Linked DNA regions of Mus musculus: region 2 is linked to region 1. A link is a contact called in ENCODE Hi-C data. All regions are on one chromosome and are shown on one strand. Each heading gives the region's core, a stretch centred on a gene start or an enhancer-like site at or near the end of the contact. The rest is flanking DNA. Distances are from core to core; before and after follow the strand shown.

Region 1 (3,868 bases), core at 135-2,634:
GCTCAGCTAGCTAGCCAGCTTGTCCTGGGAACCCCGTCTCTGCTGCTCAAGTGCTGGTAGTATAGACAGCCATCTTACCTGCCTGGCTGTTTGTACTCATGTTATACCAAAAAGTGATTCATCCACTAATCTATCTTCTTAGTCACACACATAAAATATCTTCACTGCAGTCCCAGACTAGTGTTTCAGTAACTGCAGACTGTAACCTAGTCGAGCTAATGCATGAGACTCAGTGTCATCGGCCTGACTCTGTCCTGCATAGCTGTCCCCTCCCTTGGCTGGAGCCTCCACTCCGAATTGTAGCTAGAGCCTCTTCACTTGTCCCCTGCTTCTTCTCCTGTCCTCTCTGTCCCACCCACTGCCTCTAGCTGCTTTCACCTGAGCAGAGGGAACAGTTGCCAGGTAGAGGGCAAGCAATCAGCCAACGCTCAAATCCTTCGTGGTGGGCAGAACAGCAGTTCCCTGGAGATGCCTAAGTCCTGATCCATGGAGGCCATGGCTAGGTTACAGTCCCTAGTAAAAAGGACCTTTAAAGGGGTGCTTGCAGGCCAGTTTTAACTTAAGGCTGTCCTGGTTTGTTTAAGTGGCCCACTCTGATCGTACTAGTTCCCATGGAGCTGGGGAGACAACTCACAAGCCCGGTGACACAACTTCAATACCCAGAAGCCATATAAAGGTGGGCAGAGTGAAACAATTTTACAGTCCTCTGACCTCCACACACACTGTGGCATCCGTACCCCACCCCTCACCTGCCATGGAGGAGGAAAGTGGATTGCAGAAACCGATATGCTGACCTTGGATATGAAGGAAGAGGGCCAGAAGCCAGCAGCAAGGGGAAGGCAACCTGAGTCCTCTAAGCACTGTCCCCAAATGTCACTAGCAAGACAAAGAAGTAGAAGCCAGCTTCTGAAAGCCTGCTGAGAAGATCTTGAGAAAGTCTTCAAATCATCATATTTAGTAATCCCCGGAGATGTTCTCCTCAAGTTCCCCCTTAACAGTCAAGAGGTTTTTCCTTATGTTTTTTTAATACAGAAATTCTAATAAAGCCACTGGAGAATGTGAGTGACATCACATTCTCAGATTAGACTTTTCTACACTGTATTAGGAAATGTCATCCTAGATGACTTTGGAATTGGTTAAGAATCTTCTAGTAAGAGATGCAGTCATATCAACGGCTTCATGTTGTCCCCTGAGGCCATGCTGGACTACTAGTCTGCAGAATGACAGCAAGCTTTCGTTGTGTCAGTCACAGCCTTGTGGTGACTTGCTGTGGTAGCTTCAGAAAACACACAGCACCCCAGGGGCTTACCAGTAAATGCAGAATGGAGACCCAGCTCCCTCCAGTCCCTCCTCACTCTGAATTCCACAGTGCTTTCCTAGCAGCCCCACCCCCACCCCACCTCGTCCCTCCCCCTGGCTCCACCCCACTGCAGCCACACTAGGAGGAAGTGACATCAATGTGGTCAATGTGCCGATCAGGAGTCAAGACAGTAGCTCTTTAATGTAGCATCAACGTTAATGCAACTCTCTGTGACAACAAACATAAAATATTGAGAGAAGAACGAGATCCAGCCGCAGGACTGGCTCGGCTTGCCTTCTTTGCCACCTCTCTCGGCTTGTCGTCTTTGCCAACTCCTGTAGTTTGTAGTTCGGGTTTCCAGCTTTGCCCTCAGATCTCTACAAGGCTTTCTTTCTCGCTGACTTCATCACAGTTTTATTGTAGTTACTCTTTTCCTCTCCTTTCTTTTCCTTTCCTTTCCTTTCCTTTTTCTTTTTTATATTGAATCTTTCTATTGTGGCCCAGGCTGGCCTCAACTTTCCATCCCCCTGCCTCTGACTTCTGAGTGCTGGGATGATAGGCGCACCCCATCGCACCCAGCCTCAGCTACTTACTGGACCTTTTCTGACCATTTGCTTAAAATCATAGTGGCCCTCACCAGCGTCCTGTCACTTACTGTTTTTCCAGAAGGATGAACATGCCTAATTTATTATTTCATTTATTCACTGCTGTTTCCAGAAATGTCACCTAAAAATCATGCAACACGCGCAATGGTTCAGAAAGTATGTGTGGAAGGAAGAAGGGAGGGAGGGAGGGAGGGAGGGAATAGAAAAAAAGAGCTGAATGTAAAGCAAGAGTACTTTGTCAAGGCGTGTATGTGCATGTGTGCGCGTCTACATATGTGCTTATGAGTGTGTGAGAATGTGTGTGTGTGATTATGTGCACATTCCTGTATGTGAGTGTGTGTAAATATGTGAGTGTATGTGTGTGTGTATGTGAGTGTGTGTGTGTACCTGGATGTGAGTATCTGTTATGTGTGTGTGAATGTGTATGTACTGTGTGAGCATGTAAGTGTATGTGAATGTATATATGTGTATGTGAGTGTCTATATGAGTGTGTGTGTGAGTGCATGTTGGGGGGGGGTAGGGAGGACTTTCTCACTGCATTACTTGAAGGCAGAACTCCCTGAAGAACAGCAGTAAATTTTAGTTTGCTTGCAGAAACATTAATTTATGAGCGAGCTCCGTTTTGTCTCCTCCCTGGGGGGTAGTAAGCACCGGGAGCCAGCGTGTTCTCTTAGATTAACCGGCAGATGTGGACTGGTTCAGTGTTTTCTTTTCTAGGAATTAGCTAAATGCTGTTCCCACTGAAGCGCCAGGAAAGTTTGACTACCTTGTGACTTGTCTCAGATCCGGGGAGACCCAGTCCTTGCAATGTTGGCTTTGCTAATGCCCAGAGATTATATTCTATTCAAGCTGTCTCTCAACCCTGAAAACTAAAAACTCAACTTTGATATTCTCTCTCTCTCTCTTTTATCTATTTTTCTCACTCTCTCCCTTTCTCCCTCCCTCTTAATGAGAAAATTTTAGCAAAGACACTATTTAAAAGTCAGTGATATTTTGTATCATAGAAAATCTTGTTCCTCCTACTTAGAAGAGGTAGTGAGACTGTATTCTTTTTTTTTTTTTTAAGATTTATTTATTTATTATATGTAAGTACACTGTAGCTGTCTTCAGACACGCCAGAAGAGGGCGTCAGATCTCATTACAGATGGTTGTGAGCCACCATGTGGTTGCTGGGATTTGAACTCTGGACCTTCGGATGAGCAGTCGGGTGCTCTTACCCACTGAGCCATCTCACCAGCCCCCGAGACTGTATTCTTGTGAGAGGTCATTGAATAAACAAAAGTTTCTAAGCAGACTCAGAAAACCCCAGATTATGCAGTGTTCCTCCTGGTGTTAAAAAGCCCGTCTCTAAGACTTCAGTTACATAGAAGGGAAAGGGTTCCAACTGTGAGTATCTTGGATCAGATGGGGGGGGGGGGCTCAGGGGAGAGGGCGGGGGGGGGGGGATGACAGAAAGGTGGAGAAAATGGATGACCAGGAGTAGAGTTGTACTGGCTGGGTTTGTGTGTCAACTTGACACAAGCTGGAATTATAACAGAAAGAAGCTGGGAGGAAATGCCTCCATGAGATCCAGCTGTAAGGCATTTTCTCAATTAGTGATCAAGGGTGAGAGGGCCCATTGTAGGAGGTGCCATCCCTGGGCTGGCAGTCTTGGGTTCTATAAGAAAGCAAGCTGAGCAAACCAAGGGAAGCAAGCAAGCCAGTAAGTAACATCCCTCCACGGGCTCTGCATCAGCTCCTGCCTCCAAGTTTCTTCCCTGTGTGAGTTCCTGTCCTGATGTGACTTCCTTTGGTGATGAACAGCAATGTGGAAAGTGTAAGCTGAATAAACCCTTTCCTCCCCAACTTGCTTCTTGGCCAGGATCATTTGTGCAGAGTACAAACCCTGACTAAGACAATAGTGAATGGGGATGATAGTAGTTTCTACATCGTGATTAAGATTAATGTACCACGGTCATGACAG
Region 2 (3,566 bases), core at 306-2,805, 38 kb after region 1:
CCAGTCATGTGACACTGCCCTTCCTGTGATTCACCTTCCAGTAACGAGCAGATGAGTTGTCACTCTATTCATTTCTGATATCAAGCCCTCTCCTGGTCTACAAGCCTACGCAGCTAACTGCCTACTCACTGGTTGTCTTAGGCAGGGTTTACATTCCTGCACAAAACATCATGACCAAGAAGCAAGTTGGGGAGGAAAGGGTTTATTCAGCTTACACTTCCACATTGCTGTTCATCGCCAAAGGAAGTCAGGACTGGAACTCAAGCAGGTCAGGAAGCAGGAGCTGATGCAGAGGCCATGGAGGGATGTTACTTACTGGCTTGCTTCCCCTGGCTTGCTCTCTTATAGAACCAAGACTACCAGCCCAGGGATGGCTCCACCCACAATGCCCCCCCCCACCTTGATCACTAATTAAGAAAATGCCCTACAGCTGGATCTCACGGAGGCACTTCCCCAACTGAAGCGCCTTTTTCCGTGGTAACTCCAACCTGTGTCAAGTTAACACACAAAACCAGCCAGCACACTGGTTGTGTCCAAATGGGTGTGTGTGAGCACCCTGAGTTCAAGATATCCAGAGTCTTTATCTTCCCCTGAAGATCTGTCCTGTCATATACAAACAGAACGTATCCAGCGCTGACAAGCACCCTGGCTGGAATACAGTGATACGAAGACATGCACCATCTAGAGAATGTTCTAAGAGTAATGGATTAGGAGCTGTGAAAAATTCCAGTAGACATCTTTGGTTAGTCATCATTAAGAATTCTAAGGCTATATAGCTACAGATAAATCCTCAGGCCTGAGCATTTAGCATAGGATTTAATCTGTAACCCCCCCCCCCCCCACCTCCCAAGTAAGGCAATTTTTGACCCAAGCCTGAAGACAGAGAGCTGGTTTTAATACAGGTGAGTTTTTCCATTGCTTTCATGGTATGATCTTAGAGGCCCAAGCCGCTCCTGCCGACCTTCCTCATCTGCTGCTGTTGTTGAGACCTGATACTCCAGTGTCATGCCAACAGGCTAGACTTTCCTCTAGCCTGGAGTTGCATTCCTTGTGAAAATAGAGACGTGGAGAAAAAAAAAATGTCAAGTCACCATTGCTCTTTTTTTATTTCTTGGATTGACCCAAAGAACTCAAAGAGATTTTTTCAAACAAGAAGTAGATGGATGGAGAGGTTGGGGACAGCAGGCATCTGCAGATTGGGAAGTGGGCTGCCTGTATTTGGATTCTTTGTGAACTTGGCAGGTCTGCATGGGCCTTTTGAATCCATGCAAGAACAGGATGTGAATCTGGATGTGGGAAGGATTTGAGAGAGAGAGAACCGAGCACACCCACCCACCCACCACGATGTGCACATTAGTTACTGTGATGTGGGACTGTCCCAGCTTGTTTGGCATCAGTCTTCTGAACTCCTGGAGAGTAGGTGCCTTTTTTAAAGAAGAAGAAAGTTGAAACGGGCCAGAGCAAAAGCAAAGCCTGGGGCATCAACCAACTCCCCAAAGTGTTTCCCTGGCTGGTGAAGCGGAGAAACTATGTAATTACGAAGCTGTAATTCGTCTAAGTTGGCTTACAGAAATGAGACACGTAAGCCCAGCTGCCGGGAGCCATGAGATAAGACTGATTTGTTGGAGCCAAATGGTGTGTGGCAGCAAGCAACTCGGAGACTTGGGTTTCTGATGAGAAGGCACGGCCCAGCTAAAGCTAATTATGGCAGGAAGCAACTCTCTGGAATGGCTTGGCCAAGCTGTGACAAGCAGGACCCGAAGGAGTGTCTGGGAATTTTCTGGAAAGGCTGACGACAGAGCAGGCCCTCCTCCTCACTCAGTCAAGCCCTCTCCTGTAGGATAAACAGAGTTGTCTCAGGTTTCTCTCAGCATCTGTCTTGACTGTGTTCTGCCAAGTTGCTGATAAAGTCACAGGAGCGGTTGTAGAGGTTGAAACAAACAGGTAGGCTCGGATTACTGCATTCAGAGAACCAAAATCACAAACTGGGCAGCTTGGAAACAACAGAGATTCACTCCCCACATTTCTGGCTGTTGGGAAGCTCAGCCTGTGCTGAATTCAAGCCTACCGTTGTTCCATAACCCTGAAAACTGGCTGCTTTTTTGCGTCGCCCACCACGTGGTGGAAAGGGTCAGCTAGCATCCTGGGATGTCCCTTTTGTGAGAGTTTTGCACACTCAATCTAACCACTTCCTAATCCCCTCTCCCAGAGGTTAGGATTTCAACATATGAATTGGGGGTGGGAGGGAGACAGACATTCAGATTTCAGTGGTCACTAACTGAAACCTAGCTGTCTTTGGAAACTTAGCTTGTTGTTTTGTTTTTTGTTTTTCGAGACAGGGTTTCTCTGTGTAGCCCTGGCTGTCCTGGAACTCACTCTGTAGACCAGGCTGGCCTTGAACTCAGAAACCCTCCTGCCTCTGCCTCCCAAGTGCTGGGATTAAAGGCATGTACCACCACTGCCCGGCTTAGCTTTTTAAAATGGAATGGACCCAGGAAAAAGAGATAGAGCTTCCTACTTCTGCTTCCTGTTTGGTCTTCATTCTTCCAGCCCATGGCTCTGCCAACTTGCAAGCCTCTCCCTTGCCAAGAGCTGTACCAAGAGCTGCTGAAGCACACATTGATTCCTATCAGGACAAGACATCCCAGTCCAGAGTTTGCAGGACCCTAGGGCTAGAGCTTAAAAAGTACTGAGCAAACATGTCCCTAGTAGGAAGTAGGCTGCACTGACATGTCCATTTGCTGCACTCAAGAGACCTCTGTAGGGGGATGGAGAGATGGCTCAGTGGTTAAGAGCACTGGTTGCTCTTCCAGAGGTCCTGAGTTCAATTCCCAGCCATCACCTGGCAGCTTACAACCATCTATAATGACAGCTGATGCCTTCTTCTGGCGTTCAGACGTACATGCAGATAGAGCTCTCATATACATAAAATAAATAAATGACAGAGTAATGTTGTAATAGGCATCCCTAGATTCGAGCAATTGTAGAAGCAAGCATAAATATGTATAGGAGGCTAATCTACATTTATATCTAAACTGAAGAACACTGAGAAAAAATGAAAAGACACTCACATGCTAAACGTGATGGTGCTTGCCCATTCTAGAGGCTAAGGCAAAAAGATCTTAAATTAAAGGCCAGCCTGGGCTACATAGAGACACCCTGACTCTAAATGAGAAAGGCACTTGTAGTGCTGTAATAGACACCCTAGATTTGAGTAATTGGGCAGCAATTTAGAATGTGTTGTGTGCATATTTCTGCCCACATCCATGCCCAACAAGAGGTTGTTCTTTTGTGATTAGTACTTTGAAATGCTGAGCGGTTTCCTTTTTTGTTTGAAGTGCTGCCGTTTACAGAGTGTTCACTAAAAACCTCATTACCTTAAATTTTTCATTTAATTTATGAGCATGTTCCTTTAAACAAGAGGATAGGACTATACTTTCAGGTGAAGGCAAGACATTACATGATGTCCTTGTAACGGAGGGAGAAAGAGAATGGAATATGGACACAGTCTCCCGATTCACTGATTACCAGTTGTCTGCACCATCCTTGCCTACCTCTGGTCCTTT

The links. Hi-C counts contacts between places; a loop is a spot of excess contacts on that map.
Region 2: a map of gastrocnemius shows a loop between it and region 1 (2.2-fold over the local background). The contact joins the enhancer-like site here to the promoter of Chaer1 in region 1. A Hi-C loop is called at or near these places in 4 of 37 maps with a recorded cell type or tissue (CH12.LX, gastrocnemius, left cerebral cortex and 1 more).

Annotation. Positions count from the first base shown.
Region 1 is chr5:77,138,921-77,142,788 of GRCm38, forward strand. Chaer1 (a long non-coding RNA gene) reads right to left here and starts at 1,385. Exons shown (of 2, transcript XR_880410.2): 1 at 1,310-1,385.
Region 2 is chr5:77,176,521-77,180,086 of GRCm38, forward strand. No RefSeq gene overlaps it. Among named protein-coding and RNA genes, the nearest start is that of Gm34598, 19 kb to the left of the region's middle. Within about 2 kb of position 1,556, at least 1 of the 3 ENCODE cell types and tissues checked has a DNase peak (open chromatin) inside an H3K27ac peak, as active enhancers do.